Regions from separate parts of the Homo sapiens genome. Here region 2 is linked to region 1. A link is an interaction called in ENCODE POLR2A ChIA-PET data of the cell type or tissue named here. Cell type or tissue: PC-9. All regions are shown on one strand. Links, peaks and the distances in the headings refer to the core of each region. The heading gives the core; the rest is flanking DNA. Region 1 overlaps NUP98 (nucleoporin 98 and 96 precursor). Region 2 has its middle 42 kb from the start of ZNF195.

Region 1 (16,085 bases), core at 6,949-11,948:
TATTCTGGAAATTTTACTTAAAGATAATTTCATATTTCCACAATGAAACAAATTATTATTTTTAATAACTACATAACCTATGTTGATGTGTCATGATGTTTACAACTTTTTTGTTTGTTTGTTTGAGGCAGAGTCTCGCTCTTTCACCCAGGCTGGAGTGCAGTGGCGCGATCTCGGCTCACTGAAACCTCCACTTCCTGGGTTCCAGCTGGGGTTATAGGTGTGCGCCCCCACGCCCAGCTAATTTTTTGTATTTTTAGTAGAGGTGGGGTTTCACTGTATTGGCCAGGTTGGTCTCAAACTCCTCACCTCAAGTGATCTGCTCGCCACGACCTCCCAGTGCTGGGATTACAGGCATGAGCCACTGCACCCCGCCTACAACTATTAACTTAATATTGGACACGTAGGTTGTTTCCATATCTTGACTGTATATATACTATGCAGTGAATGCTTAGGAATTTATTTTCTTTCTAGTTCGAGTTAAATTTTCATGATTAAAATTATGAGGTTAAAAAATAGAGGCCAGGCATGGTGGCTGACTCCTGTAATCCTGGCATTTTGGGAGGCCAAGGTGGGCAGATAGTTCAATTTCAGGAGTTCAAGACCAGCCTGGGCAACATGGCGAAACCCCATCTCTGAAAAAAAAAACAAAACACACACACACACACACACACAAAATTAGCTGTTGTTGGTGTGGTGACTCACCCCTGTAGTCCCAGCTACTTGGGAGTCTGAGGTTAGAGGATCACTTGAGCCTGGAGGCAGAGGTTGCAGCAAGCCAAGATCATGCCACTACACTCCAGCCTGGGTGTGTGTGTGTGTGTGTACACGCACAAACACACAGTACTTGTCCTGTTGTATATTGTCATATTATTTCCTTTGGACAATTACATACACGCACGCACACACACACACACAGTATTTGCCCTGTATACTGTCATATTATTTCCTTTAGACAATTACACACACACACACACACACACACACACACACACACACACACTACTTGCCCTGTATACTGTCGTATTATTTCCTTTAGACAAACCAGTCTATAATGTTTCTAGAAGTCAAAGACTATGGCTTTTTATGCAGCTATTTCAGTGATAGGTATGCATAAAATATTTCATCAGGGTTGTTTAAATTTTCCTTTCTTTGATTAGTAGTGACAGTGAACACTGTGTAAGTGAATTTATATGAGTATTGTATCTTATGAAATGTCTCTTCCTAAATTTGACCTATTAGCTTATTTGATTCTTGATTTTCTTTACAGTTTGCTCTACACACATTCTGCCCCAATGATACCATTGATCTGAGCATTTTGAAGACCACTTCTTCAAAAAGAATACCGAGCTCTGTGTTACAAATGCATTGTATCCTTGCATTTATATATATATATATATTTTGTTTTCTTTTTTTTTTTTTAAAAGCTTTGACAGATCCAAATGCTTCTGCTGCCCAGCAGGCTGTTCTCCAGCAGCACATCAATAGTCTAACATACTCACCTTTTGGAGACTCTCCTCTCTTCCGGAATCCGATGTCAGACCCTAAGAAGAAGGAAGAGGTAAATTTAAGGATACTTCTGTAAAATATCATATCAAAGAAAGAGAAACTGAATGTGCAGAATGTAATTTTTTGCCTGTATATATTAAGGGATTAAGCAAAGCTAGGTGTAATTAATTTTTTAAGATATTATTTCACTCAGCCGGGAGTAAATTATTTTTGCTGTATCTGGAAGGTGTTGGGACAGTGAAATGACCACTACACTGAAGATCAATGCTGAGGGTTTTCAACAGTCCTGAAATAAGGCAGATATTAATGTTCTCATTTTTAATTAAAACAACTTTTTTTAAGTTTTTTTCTTTTCTTTTTGAGATGATGTCTTGCTAGTATCGAACTCCTGGAAGGAATCCTCCCGCCTCGGTCTCCCAACGTGCTGGGATTACAGGTGTAAGCCACCATGCCCAGCCCTATTCTCATTTTATAATTAAGCAAACTAAGGCTTAGAGAGGCTGACTTTCCTCAAATCATAATGCTCTTAAGTGGCATAACCAAAATCTTAACCTCTTGATTTTTACATAGCTTTGTCTTTAATCTCTTATAACTCTAGTGTAAAAACATGATCTTTTACTCACATGGTGTTAAAAGTGTAGTCTTTGGTCTGTTTGATCCTTGTTTTACCGCTTATAATCTGTGAGACATTGGAAAATGAGAAAGTCATTTTGCCTCCCTAAATTTGTTTCTTCTGTAAAATGGGAAGAGTAATAGTGTTCAATGTTGAGGGCTAAATGAGATCATGCATACCAGGATCATAGTAAATTGCTCAATATACAGAAACTACTATTCAGTCACTTATGTGATTACATGTATCCCTCAGCTTTTTATTTTGTTGTTTTGTTTTGTTGTTTTAAGAAATGGGATCTGCCCGGCGCAGTGGCTCAGGCCTGTAATCCTAGCACTCTGGGAGTCCGAGGCGGGTGGATCACCTGAGTTCAGTTCACGACCAGCCTGGTCAACACGGTGAAACCCCGTCTCTATGAAATATACAAAAATTAGCTGGGCATGGTGGTGGGCACCTGTAATCACAGCTACTTGGGAGGCTGAGGCAGGAGAATTGCTTGTACCTGGGAGGCAGAGGTTGCAGTGAGCCGAGATTGCGCCATTGCACTCCAGCCTGGGCAACAAGAGCGAAACTTCGTCTCAAAAAAAAAAAAGAGAAATGGGATCTTACTATGTTCTTAAATTTAATCCTGTAAACTAGATACTAGAAGCAAGATATGAATATGAAAGTACCTTTTAAAGTGATGTGTAAATGATTAGACAATTATTTATGCAGCCTAATTTTAGGTAGCTGAATATGTGCAAGGCATTGTGTTGTTAAGTGCTGAGGATACAAAATGAAAATAAACAAGAATTTATTAAGGTTGCTATCCAGTGACAAACATCAGACATACAAGCACTTAAGTTTACACTGGTTCAGTAGAGTGTATGTGGTAATAGAAGAGTGTCTATCAATGACGAATGGATAAACAAAATGTTTTATAAGTCTATAATGGAATATCATTTAGCCATAAATAGGAGTAAAGTACTGATACATGCTATAACATAGATGAAACCTTGAAAACATAAGTGAAGGCCGGGCACAGTGGGCATGGTGGCTCATGCCTTTAATCCCAGCACTTTGGGAGGCCGAGGTGGGGAGATCACCTGAGTTCAGGAGTTCAAGACCAGCCTGACCAACATGGTGAAACCCCATCTATACTAAATAAAAAAAAATTAGCCAGGCATGGTGGTGCGTGCCCATAATCCCAGCTATTCGTGAGGCTGAGGCAGGCGAATCACTTGAACCTGGGAGGTGGAGATTGCAGTGAGCTGAGATCGCACCATTGCACTCCAGCCCAGATGACAAGAGCGAAACTCCGTCTCAAAACAAAAAGAAAGAAAACGTTAAGTGAAAGGAGCCAGACACAAAAAGTCACATGATTTCATTTGTATGATATACCCAGAATAGGCAAATCATAAGAAAGAAAGCAGCTTCATAGTTGCAAAGGGAAGAGGGAAGAAATTGAGAGGAACTGAGTTTCTTTTTGAAGTCATCAAAGTTTTCAGGAATCAGATAGTGGTGATGGTTGCACAACCTTGTAAATATACTAAAAACTATTGAAGTAGATGCGTTAAAACGGTGAATTCTATGTCACATGAGGTTTATCTTAATACAAAATTTAAAATATACTAGTGAAAAGATCATAGATGCTTGGATGAATTTGATAAGGCTTTGTTTTCAGAAGAGGAACATTTAACTTTTTTGTATGGATATGTAGGGCTTGGCGAGTCTAGGTCAAGCATTCCAGCCAAAGAATTGTGAAAGATCACAACAATCTGGGAATAACAAAGATTCATTGTTAAGTGTAAACAGCTTGCACTGGGAAGAGAAGAATAAATTCTGACAGACTAGATATGCTAGACATTGTTATTTGAAGTGGTTATGTAATCTCATTTATGCTGTTAGGAAAACAAATATAGAACATCCTCAGGATGTTGTAGAGGTGCCATCTGAAGCACCCTGAAATTTAGTTGTGTGTCCTCCACTAACTTGTAGTTTTCTCAGTAATCAGAGGAAGTAACTTTATTTCTGGTACCCAGAGTTTGACTTAATGTTTAATTATTAATGTTTACTAAAAGATGGATAAATACAAGCTAGTATCTGCCTTTTTTTTCCCCAGAGCAACTTGCATTACATAGAAGTTGAATATTAATTCATGACAGAATCTCAGTTTTTCTTGAAGTATAAGATTTTGGGTTTAATTGAAAAGTAATGTCTATGGCTTAGGATTTTTTTGGTATCATGTTTTCATCAAATGAACATAAATACTGTTTTTCAAAGCAGAATGATTGCAAGCTAAACTCTCATAGGATGAAGAGAATGGACAAGATATATTAATATGTTGTGTTAGTACATTTTAATTTACAGAACTTTTTTCAGATTCATCATCTTTGGATTTTTTTGGGGAAAGAGTCTCGCTCTGTCACCCAGGCTGGAGTGCAGTGGTGCGATCTCGGCTTACTGCAACCTCCGCCTCCTGGGTTCAAGCGATTCCCATGCCTTAGCCTCCCCAGTAGCTGGGATTACAGGTGCACGCTTCCACTGTCCAGCTAACAGATTCATTATCTTGATTACATTTTAAAAGATGTCAGACAAATAATTTTAAATGGGGGCTGGAAAGATGAGTAAAAATCAGTTCTAGAACAATAAAGACAGTTCGGTTAGTATTCACACATACACACAGATAATGCCTCCCAAATCCAAAAATTGAAAATCCAAAATGCTCCAAAATCCAAAACTTTGCACTGACATGACATTCAAAAGAAATGCTCATTGGGACATTTTGGATTTTGGATTTTCACATTTGGGATACTCAACTGGTAAGTATAATGCAAATATTTCAAAATACAAAAAAATCCAAAATACTTCTGGACCCAAGCATTTTGGATGAGGGATACTCAACATGTACAAAGTTGGGTGTTAACATCCTTGTTTTATGGGAACAGAGACTTCAACAGGTATCTAGCAGGTGAATGACAAAGATGAGGATTGAAATCTGGTCTTGTGATTTTTAAGGCCAGTGCAGTACATTTAAAGTAAACCAAAAATTTCCTTGATGCTTTTGTTTTTCAGAGATTGAAACCAACAAATCCAGCAGCCCAGAAGGCTCTTACTACACCTACTCATTATAAACTGACACCCCGCCCTGCCACTAGAGTCCGGCCAAAGGCTTTACAAACAACAGGCACAGCCAAGTCACATCTCTTTGATGGGCTGGATGACGATGAACCATCCCTAGCCAATGGAGCATTCATGCCCAAGTGAGTTTATTTTTGTTAACAGAAATTAAGTGTAAAATACTGATATAAACTAAATATGAAATAATATACAATTATTTAAATATATTATAGATGTGATACAGTCCACTTTGTTTTTGTTTTTGTTTTTGAGACAGAGTCTTACTCTGTCACCCAGGCTGGAGTGCAATGGCATGATCTTTGCTCACTGCAACCTTTGCCTCCCAGGTTCAAACGATTCTCTTGCTTCAGCCTCCTGAGTAGCTGGGATTACAGGCGTGTGCCATCACGCCCAGCTAATTTTGTATTTTTAGTAGAAATGGGGTTTCACAATGTTGGCCAGGCTGGTCTTGAACCCCTGACTGCATATGATCTGCCGCCTGGCCTCCCAAAGTGCTGGGATTACAGGTGTGAGCCGCTGTGCCCAGCCAGTCCACTTTTTTATAATTTGAAAAATACAGAACATCACAAAGAAGAATAAAAGTCACCCGATCACTCCCAGGGATAACTCATAGTTAGCATAAAAATATTTTGATAAATATGCCTCTTATTTTACATATGCATGATTTTGTTTTGTTTTTGAATAATTAGGTTTTTTTGTTGTTGCTTTTAAAAGTTCAGGTCTCACTCTGTCACCCAGGCTGGAATGCAGTGGTGCAATTACTGCTCACTGCAACCTCAACCTCCGCAGCTCAAGTGATACGTTAAAAACATTACACACAACTTTCTTTCCCTAAAAATACAGTAATCCGGCCGGGCATGGTGGCTCACACCTGTAATCCCAGCACTTTGGCTGGCCGAGGTGGGTGGATCACTGGAGGTCAGGAGTTTGAGATCAGCCTGGCTAACATGGTGAAACCCCGTCTTTACTGAATATACAAAATTAGCTGGGCATGGCTGCGTGCGTCTGTAATTCTGTAATCCCAGCTGCTTGGGAGGCTGAGGCAGGAGAATCTCTTGAACTGGGGAGGCAGAGGTTGCAGTGAGCTGGGATCCCACCACTGTACTCCAGCCTGGGTGACAGAGTGAGACTCGGCCTCCAAAAAAAAAAAGAAAATGTAACTGCTTCACCAAAGATGGAAAGTCTAATTTTATGTGTTTCTTAGAATATCAGTAAATTATTTTGAAGACAGGGACTGTGTATTATTTATGTCTGTCCTAGCATTTTATTTATTTATTTTTTTGATACAGTCGCTCTGTTACCCAGGCTGGAGTGCAGTGGCACGATCTCGGCTCACTGCAACCTCCATCTCCTAGGTTCAAGCGATTCTTCTTCCTCAGCTTCCCAAGTAGCTGGGACTACAGGCACGTGCCACCATGCCTGGCTAATTTTTGTGTAGAGATGGGGTTTCGCCATGTTGGCCAGGCTGGTCTTGAACTGCTGACCTCAGATAATTCACCTGCCTCAGACTCCCAAAGTGCTGGGATTACTGGTGTGAGCCACTGTGCCCCGCCTTGTCCTAGCATTTTATATACTGTTTTTGCGCAGAGTAGGTAAAAAGGTTTACAGTAGTCCAGTCATCAGGTCAGTAGCTCGAGATCAGCTTCACCAGGGCTTAGGATTTTCAAATATACAAGTAGAAAGGATTAGAGTGGGAGGACATACATTTTGTTGTTAATACCATCTGACCTCCTTGGCCTCACTTCTGTGGTGTTGCTGTCAAACGTCATCCTTTTTTTTTTTTTTTTTTTTTTTTTTGAGGCAAGAGTCTTATGCCATTGCCCAGGCTGGAGTGCAGTGGTGCAATCATACATCACTGCACCTTCGACCCCTGGGCTCAGGTGATCCTCCCACCTCAGTTCCCAAGTAGCTGAGACCACAGGCCCACACCACCATGCCCAGTAATTTTTTTTTTTTTTTTTTTTTTTTTGGAGATACAGGGTCTTTCTGTGTTGCCCACGGTGGTCTCGAACTCCTGGGCTCAAGCCTCAGCCTCCCAAGGTGTTAGGATTACAGGCATGAGCTACCACGCCCAGCTACCTATCAACCGTCTTAATGTAACAGAAGCATTTTACGCAGTTGATCTTGTCCCTCCTCCTTGATTCACTTTCATAATTGTCTTCCAGGACCCCACAATTTCCTAGTTTTCTTCCTGCCTTGCTGGTTGCTGCTTCTCAGTCCCCTTTACTGGTTCCTCTTCATTCCACCGTCTGTAAATTAGAATGCCCTTGGCTCAGTTGTTGATCACATTTTATCTATGCTTATTTCCAAAGTGCTTCAATTTATTCTCATGGCTTTAAATATCATCTGTAGTCTGATGATTCCCAAATTTTTATCTCCAACCCAGACCTCTTTACCAAACTAAAGATTCTTGTATCTTACCCTACTCTACATCTTCACTTCGATGTCTAAAAGAAATTGATTTAAAATTAACATGTCCATGTTTTCTTTCTCAAACCTGTTCTACCCAAAACCTGTCTCAGATGATTGCATTACTATCATTCTAGTTGCTCCGGTCAGAAATTTTGGAATCTTCCTTGACTTTGTCACACATTCCTCATCTAAGTTATCAGCAAATCCTCTTGGTTCTACCCTGTAAATTACTTAGAATCTGTATAGTTCTCACCACATTCATTGCTATTACCCTAGTGCAAGCCACCACTATCTCTTGCCTGAATTACCACAATATACTCTTCAGTTCTTATTGTTTTTATTTTTATTTATTTATTTATTTTGAGATGGAGTCTTGCTGTGTTGCCCAGGCTGGAGTGCAGTGGCCCCATCTCGGCTCACTGCAAGCTCTGCCTCCTGGGTTCACTCCACTCTCCTGCTTCAGACTCCCAAGTAGCTGGGACTACAGGCGCCCACCACCACGCCCAGCTAATTTTTTTGTATTTTTTTTAGTAGAGACAGGGTTTCACTGTGTTAGCCAGGATGGTCTTGATCTCCTGACCTCAAGATCTGCCTGCCTCGGCCTTCCAAAGTGCTGGGATTACAGGCGTGAGCCGCCGCACCCAGCCCCACTCTTCTGTTTTTACTCTTACTCTTTTGCATCTGATTCTAAACATTGCTATCACAGTGGTCATTTTGAAGCATAAGTCAGATCATTTCCCTTTTCTCCTCAAAACCCTAAGGTAGTTCACATTTTTTTACTCAGAGTAAGGACCAAAGTGCTTACATTGGCATATAAAGTCCTCAAAGGTAGGATTTCCCATTACTGCTCTGAACACATCTACGATTCTCTCCATTGCTTACTCCACTCTAAACTTACTGTTCCTTGCTCCTGTTAGGACACGATAGGCATGCTATTTATTTGGGCCTTTGCCCCAATTGTTCCCTTTGAAACACTTCTCCTCATATATCCATATAGTTAACCCTGACGCTCTGTACTCACATGTCACATCAATGAAGACTACTCTTGCGACACTATTTTTGGTTTATTTTTTTGTTTTTGAGACGGGGTCTTACTCTGTCACCCAGGCTGGAGTGCGGTGGCGCTGTCATAGCTCACTGCACCCTTGAATTCCTGGGCTCGGGATTATTCTGACTTGGCCTCCCGAGTAGCTGGGACTACAGGTGCGTGCCACCACACCTGGCTAATTTTTTTTATTTTGTAGAGACAGGATCTTGCTGTGTTGCCCAGGCTGGTCTCAAACTCCTAGCTTCAAGTGATCCTGCCACCTCAGTTTCCTAAGTAGCTGGGACTATAAGTGCACGCCATTGTCCCTGGCTGATATTTAAAAAATTTTCTGTAGAGTCGTGTTCCTACTTTATAGTAGAGATGGTGTTTCACTGTGTTACTCAGGCTTGTCTTGAACTCCTGGGCTCAAGCAATCCCCCCACCTTGGCCTCCTGAAGTGCTGAAATTACAGCGAAACCCACCATGCCACCTTTATTTACTCTCTCTTTCTACCCCCAACCCCAGTTGCTATGTTTCAGTCCAATGCAGTTATTGTTTTCTGTGATGTTCAAATTGTCTCATATTTGGGCAGCAAGGAGCCCTTTCAGATTGGCTCATAAGTCCTTTCCACATGCCTCAGTAGTGCTTGGTAACTTTCTTGCTTGTAGGATTAACTTTGTAAAATTTTGTTCAGGAGTTCTGCCCTCTGTGTTCATTAATTAAATTCCACACACTGCCCCCCACCCTCACCTGGGTTTTTTGTTTTTGTTTTTGTTTTTGTTTTGAGATGAGGTCTTCCTGTGTTGCCCGGGCTGGCCTTAAGTGATCCTGCTCAGCCTCTCAAGTACGTGGGACTATAGGTGTGTGTGCACAACTGTGTTCAGCTAACGTTTTTTTCTTACAGCGTCCCTACCCAGTTTGGGTATAAAGATTATGCTGACCTCATGAACAAACTGGAGAGTATTTCCTCTTTCTATTTTCTAGAAAAGTTTGTATAAGGTAATAATTTCTAACTGAGTACAATGGCTCACATCTGTAATCTCAGCACTTTGAGAGACCAAAGCAGGAGGATCACTAGAGAGGCCAGTGAGACCAACCTTGGCAACAAAATGAGACCTTGTCTCTAAAAAAAAATTTTTTTTTAATTAGCCAGACATGATGGCACATGCCGATAGTCCCAGCTATTTGGGAGGCTGAGGTGGGAGCATCACAGGAGCCCAGGAATTCAAGGTTGCAGTGAGCTATGATACCACCACTGTACTCCAGCCTGTCTCAAAAAAAAAAAAAGAAAGAAAAGTTGGTAATCTAATCTGATGGTAACATCAGATGTTTGGTACTGGTAATGATAGATGGGTCTGAAGTAGTATTTATAAGACTGTTTGGGGGAAAAAGTATTTAAGAGTTAGAGGATTATTCAGCTTTTTATTTTATATTTTGAGTGACTTTTGATGTTATATTTTTGTAATATGTATTCATTTCAATAACTAAAATTTCAAATTTATTGGCATAAAGTTGTTTAAAAATACCCTTGTCTTTTTTTTTTTTTTTAATGTCAGTGGCGTCTATAGGGACACCTACTTTTTCATTCCCAACATTGACTTTTATTGTGCCTTCTCTTTTTCTGTTTGACCAGGGATCTCCCAGTATTACTGGTAACTTCAAAGAACTAACTTATGGCATTATTGATGTTCTCGCTCCTGTGATTGTTTCCTATTTCATCAGTTTTTAATTTATTATATCTTATTAATATTTAATTATTATCTTGTTCCTTTCTCCTCTCCCCTTTGATTTTCAGCTTTCCTTCTTTCAAATATATGCATTTAAATATGTAAATTTTCCTTTTAGTTCAACTCTTTTTTTTTATGTTTTTGTTATTAACTTCTAGATGAAAAGTAAAAGGCGATAGCAATAGCAATTCTTAGAAATTTGAGAGTTCCTTTAATGGCCCAGTATACTGTTAGTTTATAAATGTTCCATGTGTACTTGAAAAGAGTGTGTACTCTGTAGTGAATGAGTACAGTGCTCTTACATTAGGCTAAGTTAGACCAGCCTGGGCAACCTGGCGAAACCTTGTTTCAACAAAACAGTGGCCAGGCATGGTGGTGGGTGCCTATCGTCCCAGCTACTCGGGAAGCTGAGGTGGGAGAATAGCCTGAGTCTGGGAGGTAAGTCAAGGCTGTAGTGAGCCATGATCAGCGATTGTACCACTACACACCAGCGTGGGTGACACAGTGAGACTCTGTCTAAAGAAAAAAGAGAAAAACCTGAACTTTTTAGGTATTTGTGATCGATCATTTGCATTATTTGATAACAGGATTTTTTACTTCAATACTTTCTTGTCATGTTTTTAAAAAATTCTCTCTCTTTGGGCAAACCAAAGAAAGTAAAAAGAAAAAACTTTTTAGTCAGCAAATGTCTGTTTACCTTTTTCATTCAAGACAGCACTATGAGTTCTATGGTGAGACAGCCATACGTTTGTACTGCCAAAAGAGAGAGAAAGCATTTGGAGAGTATACAGATGATTGAAATACAAACATAGTGTGATGAGTGAACGAAGTGTCTGGATAAAGTGCTCAGAGCTGGGAGGAGGACAGTTTTCAAGGGGATTTTCCACTTTGACTTGAAGGTGTTCAGCTTTATTCTTCCAAACACCATAGTACAATGTATTTGACACCTTGTGTTTTGGCTATACAATCCTAGGAAGCGTTTATAAATGAAACTTGTTAGGTTATTCTTAGGTGTACAAGAGTTGAGCAGAAGTGCACCATTGGACTCCAGTTTTTAAGATAATGTCTGGGACATATCTGTATGCCTGAGTAATTTTTTTCTTCTTCTTTTGGTTTCTTGTTTATAGGAAGAGCATTAAGAAGTTGGTTTTGAAGAACCTTAATAATAGCAATCTCTTTTCTCCTGTTAATCGTGATTCAGAAAATCTAGCTTCACCATCTGAATATCCAGAAAATGGAGAGAGGTACACTGAATTCTGTTTTGAGTTCTTCTTAGTAGAGAGTTATAGTCTCATTTTTAAGACATTCTTAGGAATTTATGAAAATTTATGAAGTTTGATGAATATTACATAGAAGTATTACAAGCTTATGAGCGCCTAGAAATCAAATCATATTTTTGTCTTTTGAATTCATTAAACCTTAAAATTATTGGAGTTCTGATTTAGTGCTTCAGAACTATTTTGGTATTTGTGTATCTTGTTTTGGACAGGGTTAGCATGTATTTGACACCCTTTAGCCCTTTAAGGGATATTTTGTCTGTGATGATTTTCTTTCTTTTTTTTTTTTGAGACAGAGTCTCACTCTGTCGCCCAGGCTGGAGTGCAGTGGCATGAGCCAAGATCGCCTCCCATGCTCAAGCGATTCTCCTGCCTCACCCTCCCATGTAGCTGGGAATACAGGCACCCGCCACCATGCCTGATTAATTTTTGTATTTTTAGTAGAGACGGCGTTTCACCTTGTTAGCCAAGGATGGTCTCGAGCTCCTGACCTCAAGTGATCTGCCCGCCTTGGCCTCCTAAAACGTTGGTATTACATGCGTGAGCCACCGTGCCCAGCCTTGTACAGTGATTCTTAATAGTTAGGTATATATTCTTTCATATCAGAAATTTATTTATTTATTTTTTTTTTTTGAGATGGAGTTTTGCTCTTATTACCCAGGCTGGAGTGCAGTGGCACGATCTCGGCCCACTGTATCCTCTGATGTGAATTGTTCAAGCAATTCTCCTGCCTCAGCCTCCTGAGTAGCTGGGATTACAGGCATGCACCTCCACGCCCAGCTAATTTTTTTTGTATTTTTAGTAGAAACAGGGTTTCGCCATGTTGGTCAAGCTGGTCTTGAACTCCTGACCTCAAGCGATCCACCCGCCTCGGCCTCACAAAGTGCTGGGATTACAAGCGTTATCCACCACACCCAGCCGAAATTTCTTTCTTTATAAATATATTTTATTATATAAAGATTATGCACGAATGATATATTCTGTAACCTGCTTATTTCCATTTATTTTATTAGAAATGCCTTTCCATTATCTGTATGAATATATTTGTCTTTTCTTTTTTAATGATTGCATAAGTCATTATTGTGAATGTAAGATAACTTGACCAGTTCCTTGTTAGTGGACATTTAGATTATCCGGTATTCCTGTACTCAAAACAGTGCTTCAGTAAAAATCCTTATATACTGGCACAAGTTCTCAGGGCCTCCTGAGGGCTGTATCACGAAAAAGAAAAAAAAAAAAAGAAACCCTTTGTATAGACACCTTTGTACTCCTGTTTTTTTTTTCTTTTGGATAAAATTCTAGTGTTTTTTATTATTATTATTATTTATAAAGCATTTTTTAACATTTTGTTGATTGTAATCTTAAAAATCTAACATTTTTTTCAGTTTTTAATCTTAAAATTAACCAATTATTTGATTCCATATAGGAGAGTATACAATAGAGATAGTAATTATCTGTTTCACAGTACTGCTGTAGTAAGTATTAAGTGAATTTTTAATACATGGAACTATCCAGAACAGTGCCAGGCACTTAGTAAAGGCTCGGTATTAGTTAGCTATTATCATTGTTATTACTACTACAAGAGGCTAAGGTATTATTTCTTTTCCTTTGCAGATTTAGTTTCCTAAGCAAACCTGTTGATGAGAATCACCAGCAGGATGGAGATGAAGATTCCCTTGTTTCACATTTTTATACTAACCCTATTGCCAAACCTATTCCTCAAACCCCAGAAAGTGCTGGAAATAAACACAGCAACAGCAACAGTGTGGATGATACCATTGTTGCATTAAACATGCGTGCTGCTTTGCGAAATGGGCTGGAAGGAAGCAGTGAAGAAACGTCTTTTCATGATGAGTCACTTCAGGATGACCGAGAAGAAATAGAAAATAATTCTTACCATATGCACCCAGCAGGTCAGGTTCAGATTGGTGCATGTTTAATCTCTTACCAGTCATTCGAGATGACTTGCTTGTTGCAGATATTCAACATATGGAAGTCAGCTGTTTGGCATTTTAAGTATTATTTTATGTGATCCCACATAGGAGAGCTTAATATTTAAACAGTTTTATGCTTTAGTTGATTCAGAGTTCACATACTCTTTGGACCTTAGAGTATGAAAATTGATACATCTTTAATTATCCTGGTGTAGTCTAAAGAACCCAAATTTTATAGCCAAAGAGACTATCCTGATATTTTCCCTGGCTTTGTAAACTCGGATAGATTGCTTATTGTTTTTTGTTTGTTTGTTTGTTTTTTCTTGAGACAGTGTCGCTCTGTCGCCCAGGCTGGAGTGCAGTGTCGCAGTCTTGGCTCACTGCAACCTCAACCTCCAGGGATCAGGACCTCTCATCTCAGCCACCCGAGTAGCTGGCACTACAGGCACATGATACCACACCCCGTTAAGTTTTGCATCTTTTGTTTTGCCATGTTTCCTGGGCTGGTCTCAAAATCCTGGGCTCAAGTGATCCTCCTATCTTGGCCTCCCAAAGTGCTAGGATTACAGGCATGAGCCACCATGCCCAGCCCATTTTGGGTGTTTTGTGGTATTCTTGAAGTGTCTCCAAAATTTATATTTAGTTTTCTTATTGCCATTATATATATATATATATTTGGTTACTTAGTATCATAAGGAAAGAAGTTTATACTTTGACAGTAAGAATCCCAGGTAGCCTGGGTGTGGTGGCTCAGCACTTTGGCAGGCTTAGGTGGGAGGATCGTTTGAACCCAGAAGTTTGAAATCAGTCTGGGCAACATAGCAAGACCTGATATCTACAATAAACTTAAAAGTAATTAGCCAGGTGTGGTGGCATGTACCTGTAGTTGCAGCTACTACGGAAGCTGAGGTGGGAGGATCACTTGAACCCAGGATTCAAGGTTGCAGTGAGCTATGATTATGCCACTGAACTCCAGCCTGGGTTGACAGACCAAGATCCTGTCTCCTAAAAAAAAAAAAAAAAAAAAAAAGAATTCCAGGTGCTTAATCTGTATTTGTGTATGTATCTCTACATGAATTTATTATGCTACTATATATCTTTTTAATAGGAAGTTTTATATTCTAGTTTTTTCATTTACCTTGTTTGCTGCCACCCAATTTAGAGTTCCCTTCCCAAGAAGCAAGTATACAAGTGGGTGTTGCTGGAGGCTGGAGTTTGGTCTGATGTTGGCCTGAAATACTTTTCTCTCAGAGAGCAAGTTAGCCTTATATCTGACTACAAGTAGGACAAGGAGTGAATAGAGCAAGCAAGCACACCAGCGTTCCACTACTTTCCTTGAGTTTTTCAGCGCTCTGCTTTTTTTATTTTGGTATTTTTTTTTCTATTTTAATTTATTCTTTCTTTCTTCTTTTCTTCCTTCCTCCCTCCCTCCCTTCCTTCCGAGTTTCACTCTTGGTTGCCCAGGCTGGAGTGCAGTGGTGTGATCTCAGCTCACTGCATCCTCTGCCTCCCAGGTTCAAGCGATTCTCCTTCCTCAACCTCCCGAGTAGCTGGGATTACAAGCACCCGCCACCATGCCCAGCTAATTTTTGTATTTTTGGTAGATAATGGATTTTTGCCATGTTAGCCAGGCTTGTCTTGGACTCCTGGCCTCAAGTGATTTACTCACCCCGGCCTCCCAAAGTCCTTGGATTACAGGCATGAGCCACCTTGCCTGGCTGGATTTTTCATCTTTCTTTTAGCTCTTTATTTGGGAGTGTAAATTTGAAAAATAAAAGAGGTTTATGCAAAACAGGCAATGAAACAAGAAGAATTGGGTTTGGAGTTTTATATCTACTTCTATTGTTAAATTACAGTATAAGCCAACACAAGTTATTTCCACTGTAGGTTTTGGTATCCTTGTGTGTAAAATAAAATAAAAAGCTGATTAAGCTTTTCTCAGAGTATTTTATGAGATACCTTTTATAGTCCGGGATGTTAATGGGTGTCCTTTGAAAATAATGTTCTGTGGTTAAATCTGGAAAAACACGAGGTTAAGCAGAGTTTAATAGGCTATTTACTGTAAGTTTTAGACTCTTTGATGTATCATATGTATGTTCTTCAAACCTATTTGACCATGAAGCTTTTCACACACACACACACACACACACACACACACACTCACACACCCCTTCTCCTAGGAATCATGTTTGGTAGAAAAGTAGTTTGGAAAATTCTTCATTCTGATATATTTTCTCTTTATATGATGATTTAGTTGCTGATTATTTCAGGTTATTTTTTTTTCTGTTTTTTTTTTTTTTTTTGTCACAGGTATTATTCTCACTAAGGTTGGTTACTATACTATTCCATCTATGGATGACCTTGCTAAAATTACCAATGAAAAAGGAGAGTGCATTGTCTCTGATTTCACTATTGGTCGGAAAGGTAAGTGTGAGTTTAGCACTTAGTGATTAAGCCAGAGAGTTGCAC
Region 2 (16,085 bases), core at 4,173-9,172, 300 kb after region 1:
ACTTTGGGAGGACGAGGTAGGAGGATCACTTGGGGCCAGGAGCTTGAGACCAGCCTGGGCAACATAGTGAGACCCTGTCTCTACAATAAATTAGCTGGATGTAGTGTCACATGCCTGTAGTCCCAGCTACTGGGGAGGCTGAGGCGGGAGGATCGCTGGAACCCAGGAGTTGGAGGCTGCAGTGAGCTGTGATTGTACTACGGCACTCCGATTCCTGCTTTAAAAAAAAAAAAGGAAAAGAGGGGAGGGCAGGGGTGATATACATCCTTTCTCTTCTTGTAAGCCACTGCCCATGATCTCCTTGTGAACATAAAGAAAGCAGTCCCTTTTGTACAAAACTAATTAAATGAAGGACCAATTCACCAAATTATGGAGGATTTTTCTGCTTTTTAAGTTTTGGAGTTTTGCTACAACTATTTTGTAGCCCCTCCCCTGTCCCACATCCCACTGGGAGCCTGGGATAAGCTGCGTCTGACTGTCAGTTACTGATAAGCAGGACATCCCACAAACAGATTTTCAGCGAATTGGCTTTCAGCAAATTGATCATTTGGCAAAGTGGTCATTAGGCAAATGGGTCATTTGGTGAAGAGGTCATTTAGTAAATCGGCTTTCAACGACTTGCCCTATGAGATTTCTCTAGAGTGAGCATTTTCTTGGGTTCAATGTACACTTCATTTCCATAATGAATACTCACTGGCGGCTAGATGGAAAACTTCCCAGGGAACCAGGAGCAGCCAGAACAGCCTCTTAATAATCAGGCAATTAAAAACCCTCTGGTTTCTTAACAGGAGGGAGGTACAGACGGCATCTGCTCTGCAAGGCACAGTGATCGGGCTCAGCATTGTCACTGGAGCTCTTGCGGTTCTGTTTGCTGCTAGTGTGACATACACAGCCCTTCGTCGGAAAAAGGACAGAGTGGTCTTTGGGTCTCCCGTAGTTGATCATCATATGTCGTGATAACCCATGACAACTCCTTGCCACATGCCACGGGAGGTCCAGCACTCCAAGAACCCAGCAGCCAGGGCCGGCTTCATGGGCTTGAACCTGGACAGTCCCACAGGGACACAGAGGAGTCCCCACTGTGGTTTAATAATCTGCCATCACCATCTTGAAATTCTTTATTTTTTAACAAGGGTGGCCAGGGATAGTGGCTCATGCCTGTAATCCTAGCACTTTGGGAGGCCAGGGCAGGCAGATGGCTTGAGCCCAAGGAGTTTGAGACCAGCCTGGGCCACATAGCAAGACCCCATCTCTACAGAAAATACAGAAATTAGCCAAGCCTGTAGTCCCAGCTACTTGTAGGCTGAGATGGGAAAATTACCTGAGCCCAGGGAGGTCGAGGTTGCAGGAGCTGAGATTGTACCACTGCACTCCAGCCTGGATGACACAGCTGGATCTTGTCTAGAAAAATAACCACAAGACCGAGCACGGTGGCTCTTGCCTGTAATCCCAGCACTTTGGGAGGCTGAGGCAGGCGATCACTTGAGGTCAGGATTTTGAGACCAGCCCGGCCAACATGGTGAAACCCCATCTCTACTAAAAATACAAAAATTAGCTGGACAAGGTTGTGCATGCCTGTAATCCCAGCTACTCAGGAGGCTGAGGCAGGAGAATAGCTTGAACCTGGGAGGAGGAGGTTGCAGAGAGCCGAGGTCGCGCCATTGTACTCCGGCCTGGGACACACGAGTGAAACTCCATCTCCAAAAAAAAAAAAAAAAAAAAAAAAAAAAAAACACAACAACAACGAGGGCCCTGCAGGTGGCTGAAAACAACAGAAATGTATTGTCTCGCAGGCCTGGATGCTAGAAGCCCAAAATCAAGGTGTCGGCCGGGCTTCACTTCCTCTGAAACATGTAAGAGAGAATGCTTCCTTGCCTCTTCTGGCTTCTGGTGGCCGCTGGCAATGCTTGGTGTTCCTTGTAGATGCATCGCTCCAGTCTCTCCTCCCTCATCACATGGCTGCCTTCTCCCTGTGTCTCTGTCTTTATCTGACATTCTCCTCTATTATTTTATTTTTTTGAGATGGAGTTTCCCTCTGTCACCCAGGCTGAAGTGCAGTGGCACAATCTTGGCTCACTGCAACCCCCGCCTCCCAGGTTCCAGTGATTCTCCCATCTCAGCCTCCTGAGTAGCTGGGATTACAGGCTCCCGCCACCACGCAGTGCTAATTTTGTGTTGTTAGTAGAGATGGAGTTTCACCGTGTTGGCCAGGCTGGTCTCCAACTCCTGACCTCAAGTGATCCGCCCACCTCACCCTCCCAAATTGTGCTGAGATTACAGGCATGAGCCACCACGCCCGGCCCTCATTCTCTCCTTTTATAAGGACACCTGTCGTTGCATCTGCTTTCTCACCAGCAGACCCCAATCCAGTATGACTCATCATTACTTGATTACATCTACAAATACCCTATTTCCTAATAAGGTCACAGTCCTGGGTACGGAGGATTAAGATTTCCAATTTTTTCCCTGAATCAATTTTTTCTGAGTCAGGGCCTCACCCTATCACCCAGGCTGGAGTACAGTTATGTGATTATAGCTCACTGCAGCCTCAAACTCCTGGGCTCAAGGGATCCCCTGACCTCAGCCTTCCAAGTGGCTGAGACTACAGGTGCACACCACCATCCCCAACTAATTTTTTTTTTTTTTGTACAGATTAGGTCTCACTCTGTTGACCAGGCTGGTCTCCTGACCTCAAGTGATCCTCTTGCCTTGGCCTCCCAAAGCACTGAGATTACAGGCGTTATCCCGTGCCTGGCCCTCTTTCTACACCTCAATCATTGTATCATTAGCCTGAGCTGCCCATATTCCTTATTCTGCCCTTCCCTGACCAATCTCCTCCTTTAACATAACTTCCATCTCGATATGATGGGGCCTGCTGGGCACTGCAAACAGCCTAAGAAAAGTGGAAACTTTACTTGACCTTCAATTCTATTACAAAGTCCACATTGAATGTAATTTATATTTGAACTATAAAATTTTCTGTAAGTTGAAACATGACCTATAAAGGTCTCTACACCCTGAAGCAACGTTTTAGAAAGAAATCAATAGGTCCTTTTCTGCAGAAACCATTAACCATAGGAGAGATAAAGGAAAAACTTCAATGTACTGATTGAACTTCCATGCCCATAGCTTAACTTCTAAAAGGCAACCATTCCATACCGTTAAACTGCCTTAGGTTGTTATTACTGTTATTAAAGAGACCCTAAAAGCCAGAAGTTGAACCTTGACTGTAGTTCTTGCACGTACACGCACAGTCTTGCAACTGAAACCACTCAGATTGTCCTAATGCTGCTCCCCATAGCAACACCACCTGGAATTTTACGTTTGGTTTTAAGTATCAGTCCTAATCTTCACTTGCACCCGAACACACCGCACCTGAGAGAGCCACGTGACATTAAAAAATCCCTTCAGTGAGGCCAGGCGTGGTGGCTCACGCCTGTAATCCCAGCCCTTTGGGAGGCCAAGGCAGATGGATCATGAGTTCAAGAGACACTCGTGGCCAACATGGTGAAACCCTGTCTCTACTAAAAATCCAAAAATTAGCCAGGCGTGGTGACGCGTGCCTGTAATCCCAGCTACTCGGGAGGTTGAGGCAGGAGAATCGCTTGAGCCTGGGAGGCAGAAGTTGCAGGAGACGAGATCATGCCACTGCACTCCAGCCTGGCAACAGAGGGAGACTCTCTGAAACAAAAAAATCCCTTCAGTGCCTTGATCCTTCCAGATTCAGATCCAAGATAGATGACATTTGTCCCTCATCGGAGCCCGCACACCAAGATAAAGATTTCTTCTGGCCGGGCGCGGTGGTTCATGCCTGTAATCCCAGCACTTTGGGAGGCAGAGGAGGGCAGATCACCTGAGGTCAGGAATTTGAGACCAGCCTGGCCAACGTGTTCAAACCCTGTCTCCACTAAAAATACAAAAATGGCCCGGCATGGTGGCTCACGCCTGTAATCCCAGCTACTCGGGAGACTGAGGCAGGAGAATCGCTTGAACCCGGGAGGTGGAGGTTGCAGTGAGCAGAGATCGCGCTATTGCACTCCAGCCTGGGCAACAAGAGAGCGAAACTCCGTCTCAAAAAAAAAAACAAAAGAAGAAAAGATTTCTTCTGTGTGCATGGCTCAGCTCTGTGGTCCGCTAGGGTCTTTCCTCAATCCGCTTCCAATCTATGGAATCAGGAAAGACTGAACCAACCTCGATTTATTAATATTTTAGTATAACATAATACAGTGGTACTTATTATAGTATTGACCGTATATGCCCTTTTGCTCCTTGGAGGAAAGGCAATTAATAGCTATTATGTGAGTTAATAAAATAAGCCCAGGATTTATGAGTGTAACTAACCTGTTCCCATTGGTTTTCCTTCTCTCCTGCAGGCAGAGAGCTGATCAAAACAGCAAAAGCAAAGCAGTGCCCCGGCCCAGTTCTAAAGCCAACCTTCCTTAATCACCCAGACCCATCCCAGGTTAGGACATGCTGTGGATTCTCAGGTGACTCCATCTCAGGATACAGGGACTGAGAGGGTGTATGCAATATCTCAGACCCAGAAACTGTTGATTCTGTCTAAAAACACAGCAATAACCACATCCCACCCTCTTGATTTAAATGAAAGTGTTTGGGGGAATAAAAGATGAACCTTTTTTTTTTTTCTTTGTCAGATCTTGCGCTCATTTGGTTCTGGTGGGGAACAACAGCTGTGAGAGAACACGTGTATTCAAATAGAATTAATTCCCCTCTCTTATTCTCGCAGCTGAGCAGGGCTCAAGTGCCTCTCATCTGAAAGAGGTAATAAGATTTTGTCTGTCTCCTCATCTACCTTTTGCAAGTACACTGAACAAATTAGCTCTCGGGACTCTTCCAAATGGAGTTTTATGAGGGATTTGCTAAGGTAAACGTTTTAGACTTTGAACACAGTTCAGATTTCAGGGGCAGTACTGAAATCTGAACTGTGTTGCTAACTGCCCAGCCTTTCAACTCAAGACACAATAACTTTGAACTAAAATAATTATATTTTTGTTGTTTTCCACTCTGTCCCCCACGTCTATATCACCACCACCCCCAATCCCGCCCCCCAGGAGCTAACTCCTCCTTCCTGTCCCTGCAAGATCAAAACTCCTCCTGGAAGCCCCGCTAGCTCTGTCTGCTCGCCTTCGTGGCAGATATCGCTATTGTACTTTTATACTTATTTGTGTGATAAGTACCTCAATGTCCACTTCTTCCACGAGCCCCTGAGCCCCTGGAGGGCCTGGACCACACCTAGTTTTTCTCACTGTTACATCTCCCTTGCCAGACACATGGTAGGCGCTTAATAAGTATTTGGTGAACGAATGGCTTGTTTGGTGACAGTCCAAAGGGTGGGGGACAGAGGGAAAACTCCCTCCTATCGGGCCCCGGACGGGTGGCGCTGATGGAGAGGAGGCTAGGATAACGCCTCCAGGACCGAAGCGCGCACCCATAAGGCCCCTGCCAAAAAGACCTTCCTGAAGGCGGAGGAACTGCGAGAGTGCCTACGTTGGCCCAAGGCCTGACCGGACGATCCCGGGGACCCTCGCCCTAACCGGCCCCGACTCCCGGGCCCCAAACCCGGACTCGGCCCCGCCTGAAGCTCCGGATCCTGGGGCCCGTCCCTGGCTCCGCGTCGGCAGACCGTGGGCTCGCTCCTGGGCCTGCCTCAAACTCTCCGCAGGTAACGCCTCCCGAACTTGAGCCACGCTCCAATCCCCTCCTCAAACCCCTCCCCGTTTCTCACACCCTGGACCCCTCGCTCCGTCTCGGCCCCGCCCCAAGCCCAGCTCCCTCTCGGCCCCTGAGCCCAGCCCCGACCCGCCTCCCAGTCCCTGGGTCCCTCCCGACACCGGCCCCTCCCTAAGCTCCGCCTCCCAGGGCCCGCCTCCTGAGCGCAGCCAGCAGCCCGGACTCGGCCCCGCCTCCCGGACCCTGGGCCCCTCCCCACGTAGGCCCGTCCTAAGCTCCGCCTCCCAGAGTCCGAGCAGCGCCTGGCCACGTGCTACGACATAGTCAACGCCCCGCCCTGGCCCCGCCTCCTGAGCCGTTCTCCGGGTCTGGCCTTAGCCCCGCCCTAGGACCTGTCTCCTGGGCTCTGCTCCGAGTCTCGCCTCCTGAACCCAATCGTCCTTTACCCCCACCCTAACGCCCGCCTCCAGGACTCTTATCCTGCCCCCACGCAAGGCCCCGCCTCCAGGACGTCTCCAACCTGGATGTTTCCGAAGCCCCGCTTCCAGGATCGCCCTGTCCTGGCCCCGCCCCAGGACACGCCAACCTGAACTCTCCCCAGGACCTGCCCCAACGACGCTTCTCCTGGCCCTACCCCAGGCCTCGCCCTCAAGACGCTCATTCTGGCCCCACCCCAGGCCCCCGCCTCATAACGCTCATCCTGGCCCCGCCCTAGAGCCGCTCCCACGACTCTCATCCTAAGCCTACCCCCAGGCCCCGCCCCCTCTCTGCCCCCGCGCACTGCCCTGGGCCCGCCCCCTTTTCAGTCCAGGCTCGGCTTCCGCCCGGTCTCCCGGCAACGCTGCGGCCCCGCCCCCGTCATGGTGCCCGAGGAGAACGCGGGGACCGAACTCTTGCTGCAGAGTTTCGAGCGCCGCTTCCTGGCGGCGCGCGCACTGCGTTCCTTCCCCTGGCAGGTGGGCGGCGGGGCGAGCGGAGAGGCCCGCGGGGCTCGCGGGAGTCCAGGGGCAGACGGGATGGGTCTCCGTGCTGAAGCCTCCAGCGCTCCCGCCACGTGAATGCCTGGGCTCCCGCCGGTCAGGTCCGCGCGACCCGGTCCCCGTCCCTGGGGCCTGGCCAGAGTTGCTCGCACCCCTCCTGCCCCGCGAGCTGGCGGGAGAAGCTGGGGGCCTCTCCACCGTCTTGGGGGGCAGACGCGCACTCGTTGTGGGGTACAGTTCACGATCATTTTCACGACTTTTTAAAGACAGTAACCGTTCTGGTCACTGGGACAGAGCTGCCCTCGCCCATTCTAAAAAGTCAGCGCCCTCAGGACCACGGGTAACCACGTCCTCCTGAGCGCAGTGACCAGGTCACAGGCTGTCTCTCCTGCCTCAGTGTTCTCGTCTGTATGTCGAGCACTGCACAGAATCGGCTCATGCTCTGAGGTTCTCACGCCTGTGATGGAAGAGACAGAGAAGGGGGTGGCCTCTCGTCTCCCTGGGGACCTGCCATTCTCAGCACAGGCGCATGGCAGGCAGCAGCCTCCCTTCTGCCAGTAGAGGGGCTTAATGCACCCGGCCCCATTTGTAATTCATGTGCGGTGAGCTCACTGGGATGAGTGAGTTTGGATATATATTCCTCCCTGGGTCTGCCCCATTTTATGGGGTGTTGCTTAATCATTTGCGTTATTCCATTGATATGAAATATTTGCACTCAGAGATCATTTCCGGTCAGGAGAAATTTGTGCACTTTTAACCCAAAATAGAAACCTTCATAAAAGCATCATAGGTCTCCATTCAATATTGACTATAATTGTTCACATGCCCACGCTGAATGCTAACTTGGGCTCACCCTCAACACCCACGAGGTGGGTACTATTATTACCACTCACATTTGACCAGAGGGATTGTTTGATTAGGGTGCAGTAGTTGAGAGTTCAGACCCAGGAGACAGCCTGCCTGCTTCGAAACCTGGCCCAACCCCTGGCCCTGTGTGACCTTGGGCAAGTGACTGCATCTCTCTGTGCTGTTGTTTTCTTATTAATAAAATGGGGGATAGAATGATACCTACCTCTTAGGGTTGTTGTCAGGGTTGAGTACAAAAGCCTGTGGATCAGTGCCTGGCTCATGGTAAATGCATGTCAGTGTTAGATAGTGTTTTTATTCAGTCTCAAAATGTTTAATAAATGCCTTCTATGAGCCAGACACCATGGATCAGCAGTACCCGTGACAGATGAGGGTCTGCTTGCATGGGAGAGCCAGAGAATAAACAAAGAAATGAAGAAACAAGAAAAGACCAGATGAGAGTGGCTTTAAAGCCAATAAAACAGGGAAATGGTGAATGGAGCAACTGGGGAGAAGAGTCACCAAAGTCGGGGAATCAGGGAAGCCTTCCCCAAAGAGGTGGCATTTGAACTGGGGCCTGAGTGGTGAAGCAGCCAGCCATGGGAAGGGCTTGGGGGAACAGGATATGCACAGGTCCTGTGGTGGAAACAAGCCAGCTGTGGTTGAGGAACAACAGCAAGGCAGCCAGTGTGGCTGGAGTGGAGTGAGCAGGGTTGGCCAGGGGTGAGGGAGAACAGGCCAGAGAGAGGGATTAGGACCAGGTCTTGTAGGGCCTTTTACGGCAATGGAAGGAGCTCTGAAGCAATGAAGTGCCTTGCCCTGTGTCACATACCAGCCGAGACAGTCTACCTAATTCGGGAGCCAAAGTTCGCTGCTGGGCTTGAGGCCCCTGTAAAAGGACAATGTAACCCAGGCTGGTATGGGCACATTCTGCATTTCCACTTAGATGGCAAGCCCATCAAACCTTGGTGCCATGGCTGCCCTGGTAACCAGTGCAATCCTGGCTGACCAGTGCAACCAGGGAGCTGGCCCATGACCCAGGTGGCCTCTAAGTAGCCAGGACTAATGCGGCCAAGAGTCAGTCTTCTAGCCTTCTTCCTGTGACTCATCCAGGTGCACCCTGCGACATCTGAAGGTCAGGCTTTCAGCTGCTGTGGCTTCCACTTCCAACTGGCTCCACGTCCCCAGGGAGAGATCACACAGCGCTTTGCCAACACATTCTATTGCGTGTTTAATGTTCCTGTGAAAGCGCCCTTGAGATTTCTCTCTCTCCCCTCCACACAGAGCTTAGAAGCAAAGTTAAGAGACTCATCAGATTCTGAGCTTCTGCGGGATATTTTGCAGAATCCCAGATATTTGTAAGAATCCCAGAGTCCCTGGGACTCATGACCCTGCCTCCTGAATCTCTCCGGAAGACCTGAGAGAAGAACCACAGGTGTGCTTGTACCCTTTAAAAACACACCTGTTCAAAGAACATTGAACATTGAGTCAGCACTGCAGGTGGGTGTCGGCACCTCCGACAGCTCCAGCTCTTTCATTTTCTATCTAAGACTTAGACAAAGACATCAGAATATACAAAAATCTGCATGAGAGGGGGGAATCTAGGGAAAGTTTTTTAAACCATCTACAGCAAAAACAGAGATGACAGGTGCAAAACAGCTTCTAGCATTTGGTAGATGCTCAGAGACTTTCTTTTTTGCATTCATGAGACCTGTCCTGCCCACTCCTGTCTCTTCTAGACCTAAATGGGCCCTTACTTTGCCCAGGGTGGGGTTTGGACTCAAGAGCATCTGCATGCAGGTGAGAGGCAGGATCACCACCCCGCCCAGCCACAGCCTGACTTTGGCCTTGAGGGCCAAGTGCAGATCACCCTGCATCCTGGGTCTTCACCTTTGAAGGGCCATGAGCCCTTCTGAAAAGACAAAGCAATAGACTCCCTCCCAGAGAGAAGTGCACCAGAAGAATACATTTTCCATACAAACTCTGGAGGCAGACATCCTCCACCTCCACCCAGCCAGCCCATCCTAGGGGCCCCGGTGAAGAATTCTTGTGCTAGAGGTGAACCAAGATTATCCATGTGGAAAAGATGCAGCCACAGGAGGGAAGACTTTCGGGGCAATGCAGTAGGTCAGGGCTTCGAGCATGGAGATACCTGAAGTTATCTCGCACCCTGCTCTGAGTTTCACCCTGAGCCTCACTCTCGTAGGTGGTGAAGCATGAAATGTAGGGATAGCTGCTTTAAAACCCAGCACAAGGCTGGGTGCACTGGCTCACACCTGTAATCCCAGGACTTTGGGAAGCTGAAGTGGACGTATCCCCTAAGGTCAGGAGTTCAAGACCGGCCTGGCCAACATGGCAAAAACCCACCTCTACTAAAAATACAAAAATTAGCTGGGCATGGTGGTGCACGCCTATAGTCCCAGCTACTTGGGAGGCTGAGGCAGGAGAATCGCTTGAACCCAGGAGGCAGAGGCTGCGGTGAGCCAAGATTGGGCCACTGCACTCCAGCCTGGGCAACAGAGCGAGACTGTGTGTCAGAAAAAATGAAAAACCAGCACCAGCCTGAAGAGCCTGTGTATTGCGTGGGGTACTTTGCTGCCCTTGGGCAGAATCTGCATCCCTCCCAGCCAGCAGGCACTGCGGACCGTCTCCTCCCTCTCCCTCCAGGCTCCTGTTTTCCCACCGCCCCCCTCCTGCTGCAGCAGTCCCTCTGCCCTCCGTTCCAAGTGCCAGGCCGCGGCCACCTCAGAGCTTGCACCAGCTGTTGCCACTGCCTGGAACTTGCTCGTCCTGCACTCGGCTTCTCTCGACTTTAGCTGGAGTGTCACCCTGAGCGTCCCCTCCCCTCCATCCTGTCCCCAGGGACACACACTCCAAGAGAGCAGTTGCCAAGTGGGCCTTCCCGCCTCTTCCATAGAGCCAGACAGTTGGCGACTGTCCTTACTGCAAACCCTGGTTCACACTGGCACCCCTGGGAGGGAGGTGGTTTGGGCCCACGTGCCCTGTGTTCCTGCTCAGAATGGGCATTAGAAATGCTGCCATAGCCTGTGCCACTGCAGTGGAAGCATTTTTAGGAAACGGTTTATATCTTAAGACAAACTTCAGATGCATGGGGCCAGAACGCTGTGTCCATCTACATCTTTGCTGAGGGATCGGGTAGCCTGGAGTTTGCCCTCTGCTGTGTTGGCTTGAAGCTCATAGGGGACTTAAGACGGGCTCTCGAGCAACCAACGTTCTGTCCTTTGCCGTAGACTGTGAAGCATCCTGTGTGTGTGAAGCACCGGCTGTCAGTCAAGTATGCCCGGTGCTTTCTCTCAGAACTCACCAAAAAGGTCCGTTATGGGGAGTGTCCGCCCAGTAGCCAGACAGCATAGCCACCTGCGTGCTGGAGCCCCTGTCCTTCCCAGGCCCTGGGCCTGCTTTGCAAACAGCAGCATGACAGGGGCCTCCCCAGGCAACTGGCTGCAGCCACGTGTGACCCATGGGAGACAGTGCAGGGCAGGAAGAAGGGGAGGCCAGTGTCTCTCCCTCACTCTGCCTCCTGGGGTTTCCACAGCAGCTGCTTCTCTGGGGCCCCAGCTCCTAGCATATGGATTCTCATTCCTACCAGGCTGGTCCAGCCCACAGCACTGGAACCCTCACCCACACCCTCTGTCCTGCCCGCCGAAGGGTTTGGAGTTTCCTGCTCTTGTCTGTCTCTGGGTTGCCCCATGGGCCCCTGTTGGAAGGTTTAGCTCTTGCCATACCTTTGGAACTAGTTCCTCTGGTGAATTCTCTGCATTGATCCTGCTGGAATGAGCTCTTTCCTGACTGATGCAGGATGGATTTTATTTTTTACTTATTTTTTTGAGACAGAGTCTCACTGTGTTGCCCAGGCTGGATTACCGTGGCACAGTCTCGGCTCCCTGAAACCTCTGCCTCCTGGGTTCAAGCAACTCTCGTGCCTAGCCTCCTAAGAAGCTGGGACTACAGGCACATGCCACCATGCCTGGCTAATTTTTGTATTTTTGGTAGAGACAGAGTTTCACCATGTTGGCCAGGCTGATCTCGAACTCCTGACCTCAGGTGATCCACCTGCCTCGGCCTCCCAATGTGCTGGGATTACAGGCATGAGCCACCGCACCTGGCCTAGGATGGATTTTAAAGATGGGCCCGAAAGTGCAGGGTTTGACATAAGGATGTCGAGAGGCCATTCCTCAGTAGGCAGTAGCAGACCTATCTTAGTGAAAGGGCCACACTTTTAGCAAGTAAACAATCCCCTGCTTCTCCAATACCTGCTTTCTCCCTAATCCTCCCCAAAAGGGTGCATCTGTGGTCACCAGCAGGTCTGCCCTGTGCCACCAGGAGAGGGCAGCAGTCACCCAGTGTATATTGTTGCTGCCCTGTGAATCTTAAGATGGGGCCAGCCATGGAGAAGCAGCCTGCTGACAGCCACAGCCTGCAGCATGGGCCGCCCTCACAGTTCTGCCTGGGCTCACTTAAAAGCACCTTTTGTTTTCCTCCTCTCTGTCATGGTCATGTGGCAGCTCTCACGGAATCCTTGTCTCCTGCCCTAGACTACACCTAACCCTACCCTCTCAACACCTCTCGTTGAAGGCCCTCCCATCCAGGTTTCCCTACCAAGTGAATTTTTTTTTTAGAGACAAGGTCTCTTGCCCAGGCTGTCCTCGAACTCCTGGGCTCAAGCAGTCCTCCCATGTCAGCCTCTAGAGTAGCTGGGACTATTCGGCACACACCACCATGCCCAATGAAGTGAATATTTTACATGCCAGCTGGCTGGTATTACACCATTCCATCCCAAATCTCCCCTCCAAACTTGGTGAAAATCATCTGACCATTTTTACAGATTAGAACGAAAGCAAACAAGCTCTCACTCTGTCTGACCCCAGCACGAGGCTGTCCACACAGAGCTTTTGGACAAGCTGTACGAGGACCTGGCAGAGACCCTGATGGCCAAGGAGTCCACCCAGGGCCACCCGAGCTATTTGCTGGTATGAGAAGGGCACCCTCCTCCCCCTCACAGCCCAGATACCCTTCCTGCACAAAGTGAAAACGTGGGTGTGGGTTCAAATCCTGACTCACCCATTCTGCAGTCTTAGACATGAGGTCCGTCAACCTTCTTTAGCCTCAGTTTCCCTGTCTGTAAATCAAGCACTTCAACAACAACAGCATGTCTCATGGGGTTGTTGGGCATTTGTCCAATAGGTGACACACTCTACCTGCTTCACAAGGACCTGGTGTCCAGTCCTCAAAGAATACTTGACAGGTCCTGGTGTGGTGGTTCACACCTGTAATCCCAGCACTTTGGGAGGCTGAGGTGGGTGGATCCGAGGTCAGGAGTTCAAGAGCAGCCTGGCCAATATGGTGAAACCCTGTCTCTACTAAAAATACAAAAATCAGGCCGGGCGTGGTGGCTCATGCCTGTAATCCCAGCACTTTGGGAGGCTGAGGCAGGTGGATGACCTGAGGTCAGGAGTTTGAGACCAGCCTGGCCAACATGGTGAAACTCTGTCTTTACTAAAAATACAAAAATTAGCGGGTGTGGTAGTAGGTGCCTCTAATCCCAGCTACTCGGGAGGCTGAGGCAGGAGAATCTCTTGAACCCAGGAGGTGGAGGTTGTAGTGAGCCAAGATCACGCCATTGCACTCCTGCCTGGGCAACGAGAGGGAAACTCTGTCTCAAAAAAAAGTGGAAAAATTAGCCACACATGGTGGCACATGCCTGTAGTTGCACCTACTTGGGCAGCTGAGGCAGGAGAATTGCTTGAACCCAGGAGGCAGAGGTTGCAGTGAGCCAAGATTGTGCCACTGACTCCAGCCTGGGTGACAGAGCTCAAAAGAAAATAAGATAAAACATAGATACAGAAAACCACAAAGGAAAAACATAGCATATTGAATCATCACAAGGCAGCCACCCCTTCATAGCCACACCTGGCCCCTGGCCACCACTGACCTGTGCTCCATCACCAGAATTCCGTTGTCTCAGGAATGTTCGATGAATGGAATCCTGTGTGGCCTGAGATGAGTGTCTTTCATGCCACGTGACACCCTTGAGGCCCGTGCAAGCTGTTGGCATGTCAACAGTTAGCTGCTTCTCATTGCTGAGTGGCGATTGGTCCTGTCATGGTTTATTCAGCCATGTGGTGGATGGCTACTTGTCTTCTAAGCCACTTGCCTTCTGATTGCTGGACTGACTCTCTCGCCCTCTCTTGGTGCAGCCCTCGGGAGGCTCAGTCACACTCTCCGAGAGCACAGCCATCATCTCCCATGGCATCACAGGCCTGGTCACATGAGATGCTGCCCTCTACCTGGCAGAATGGGCCATCGAGAACCCGGCAGCCTTCTCTCATAGGTGACCTCGGGGCGCACGGCAGGACACCGAGGCAGGCTCACCCTGGTGCAGTTACAGACATGGTCCCCTTTCCTCCCGCCAGGACTGTCCTAGAGCTTGGCAGTGGCGCCAGCCTCACAGGCCTGGCCATCTGCAAGATGTGCCGCCTCCAGGCATACATCTTCAGCGACTGTCACAGCCAGGTCCTCGAGAAGCTCCGAGGGAATGTCCTTCTCAATGGCCTCTCATTAGAGGCAGACATCTCTGCCAACTTAGACAGCCCCAGGGTGACAGTGGCCCAGCTGGACTGGGACGTCGCGACGGTCCATCAGCTCTCTGCCATCCAGCCAGATGTTGTCATTGCAGCAGGCAATGCCCAGCCCCGGGCACTCTGTGCAGGCGGTGTCCTTGCAGCTCTACCCAGCTCTGGGCTCTGGGAAAAGGGAACAATGGACGCTGTCGGGCATGGACATGATGGGGCTTCCAGAAGAGTTACTCTGGGCCTCCAGGGTGACATCAAAGGACAGGGGTGCCTCTTAAGGTGACCTTCCAGCCACAGCCCTCTTGTTGGAGACAGGCATACTCCCATTACAGTCATCACCACATGGCTCTGTCCCAGAGCCATGCCTCTGTCTTTCAGAGACCACAGGAGGAAAACAACCACTTCTGGGATGAGGACAGGGCCCTTGAGAGAAGGTGGTGTTTGGCTGGGCCACCGAAAACCCCTCGCCCCTGCCAGCACACTCGGTCTCCTCTCTGGTTGAACAGAGCTCTGCCTGTGGTCCTGGGTCCCAGCCCTGAAACCCACAGGTCCAGCGGTGGCCAGGGACACAGGCCCACCCCTGCAAGCCAGCAGACAAATCGGCAGACACCTGAAACACGAAGTTCATGGCAGGGTCAGGCTTTGTGTCATTCACAGCCCTCTAGATAGGCCGAGAACCAGAGCTCATTTTTTAAGGAACACCAGTGAGTCTGGAGATTTTTTTCTTTTGCTTCGGTCTTTTGCAGCTTTCTCTACTAAGGGTTCTCCTTTTTCACCCAAGCAATTGCCTTTCCATCTAATGGCCCAAATGGTCAAATGGCATCTACTAGTCTCATATGACTGCTGCCTCTCTGGCCTCGCCCTGCTGCTGAGGTCAGCATGACCTGGAACTGTCCGCTGGTCCCTTTCAGTAACCTGAAGCTTTCACCGTAGACGTGCTGTATTGCCCAGAATCCATCGTGTCGCTGGTCGCGGTCCTGCGGAGGCTGGCTGCCTACCGGGAGCACCAGCGGGCTCCTCAAGTCTACGTGGCCCTTATCGTCCGCAACCCAGAGACGTGCCAGCTGTTCACCACCGAGCTATGTGAGCCCACACGCCCACCCGGGCCTGCATGGTCCCCGAGCTGTCCCTGCGGGACTCCAGTGGAAGTGAAAGAACTGGGGGCCGAGGAAAAGCTAGGATGCCCCACACTCCCACACCATGCGGGGAACTAGGGCAGAGGCCGGTGAGCAGGGTGGGCCTGGGGCGTGGGAGCTTGCGGCAGGAGGAGGGCAGCTCAGCACAGGGAGGGAGGATCTGAGCCCAGCAGCCCTACTGTGTGCTTCAGAGCAGGGTTCCCTAAGCCCTTGGGCGTCGGTTTCCTCATCTATAAAATGGAGGTGGTGGGAGGGGCAGTCGGGGTCAGGGCTGGACACAGCTGTGGCCTGCAGGACGCTGGAGCACAGGCTGTACAGGCGGATCCACCACGCCACTGTCCTGAGCACCCAGTTGATGGAAGACGAGCAGGGTGACTATAGAGAAGGGGAATTGTCCCCGTAGTGGGCCAGCCACTGTCCTCAGACCTGACATTTGTCAGCCCCCAGCACCTGTGAGAGTGTGCTATCATTGTCCCATCTCACCGACAAAGACACTAGGACACACAGAGGCCAAGCAACCCCTGAGCTCCCACAGACTGCAGCTCGGCCACCTGGCTCTCGTGCCTCCACACTACACCCAAGCCCCCCATTGCCACCAGCCTTTGCCCCAGATCACCCTGAGCACAGCCCCTCCTGGCAGCCATGTGCACAGATGCACGCGCAGCAGCCTCTGCCTGCACACAGAGACGTGGGTCCAATGCCTGTCCACGTGGGGCAGCGCGTTAACTACAGAGCCAACAAACAAGCCAGCACACGAAGGCATACTGGGTTCCACGACAAAGTCCTGCACAACCTCGCACAGGAGGCTGGCCGGGCGCGGGGCTCAGGCCTGTCAACCC

Evidence for each region. Peaks named below come from ENCODE experiments on the same cell type or tissue, not always from the same donor. Only the 100,000 strongest peaks of a DNase experiment are listed, where the experiment ranks them.
Region 2: POLR2A ChIA-PET joins it to region 1 with 5 read pairs; 2 of 35 experiments call an interaction of 5 or more read pairs at or near these places.

Annotation. Positions count from the first base shown.
Region 1 is chr11:3,720,667-3,736,751 of GRCh38, reverse strand. NUP98 (nucleoporin 98 and 96 precursor) reads left to right here. Exons shown (of 33, transcript NM_016320.5): 13 at 1,428-1,561; 14 at 5,174-5,361; 15 at 11,533-11,649; 16 at 13,297-13,595; 17 at 15,927-16,040. Among named protein-coding and RNA genes, the nearest start is that of CHRNA10, 57 kb to the right of the region's middle. RefSeq lists a silencer at 686-886. In PC-9, for the core only: no CTCF peak of the experiment used is centred there; no DNase peak of the experiment used is centred there.
Region 2 is chr11:3,412,963-3,429,047 of GRCh38, reverse strand. It overlaps the pseudogene FAM86GP. Among named protein-coding and RNA genes, the nearest start is that of ZNF195, 42 kb to the right of the region's middle. RefSeq lists silencers at 1,292-1,492, 5,760-5,969, 6,470-6,609, 6,640-6,779. In PC-9, for the core only: no CTCF peak of the experiment used is centred there; DNase peaks (open chromatin) are centred at 6,197 and 8,507; H3K4me3 peaks cover 1,899 bases.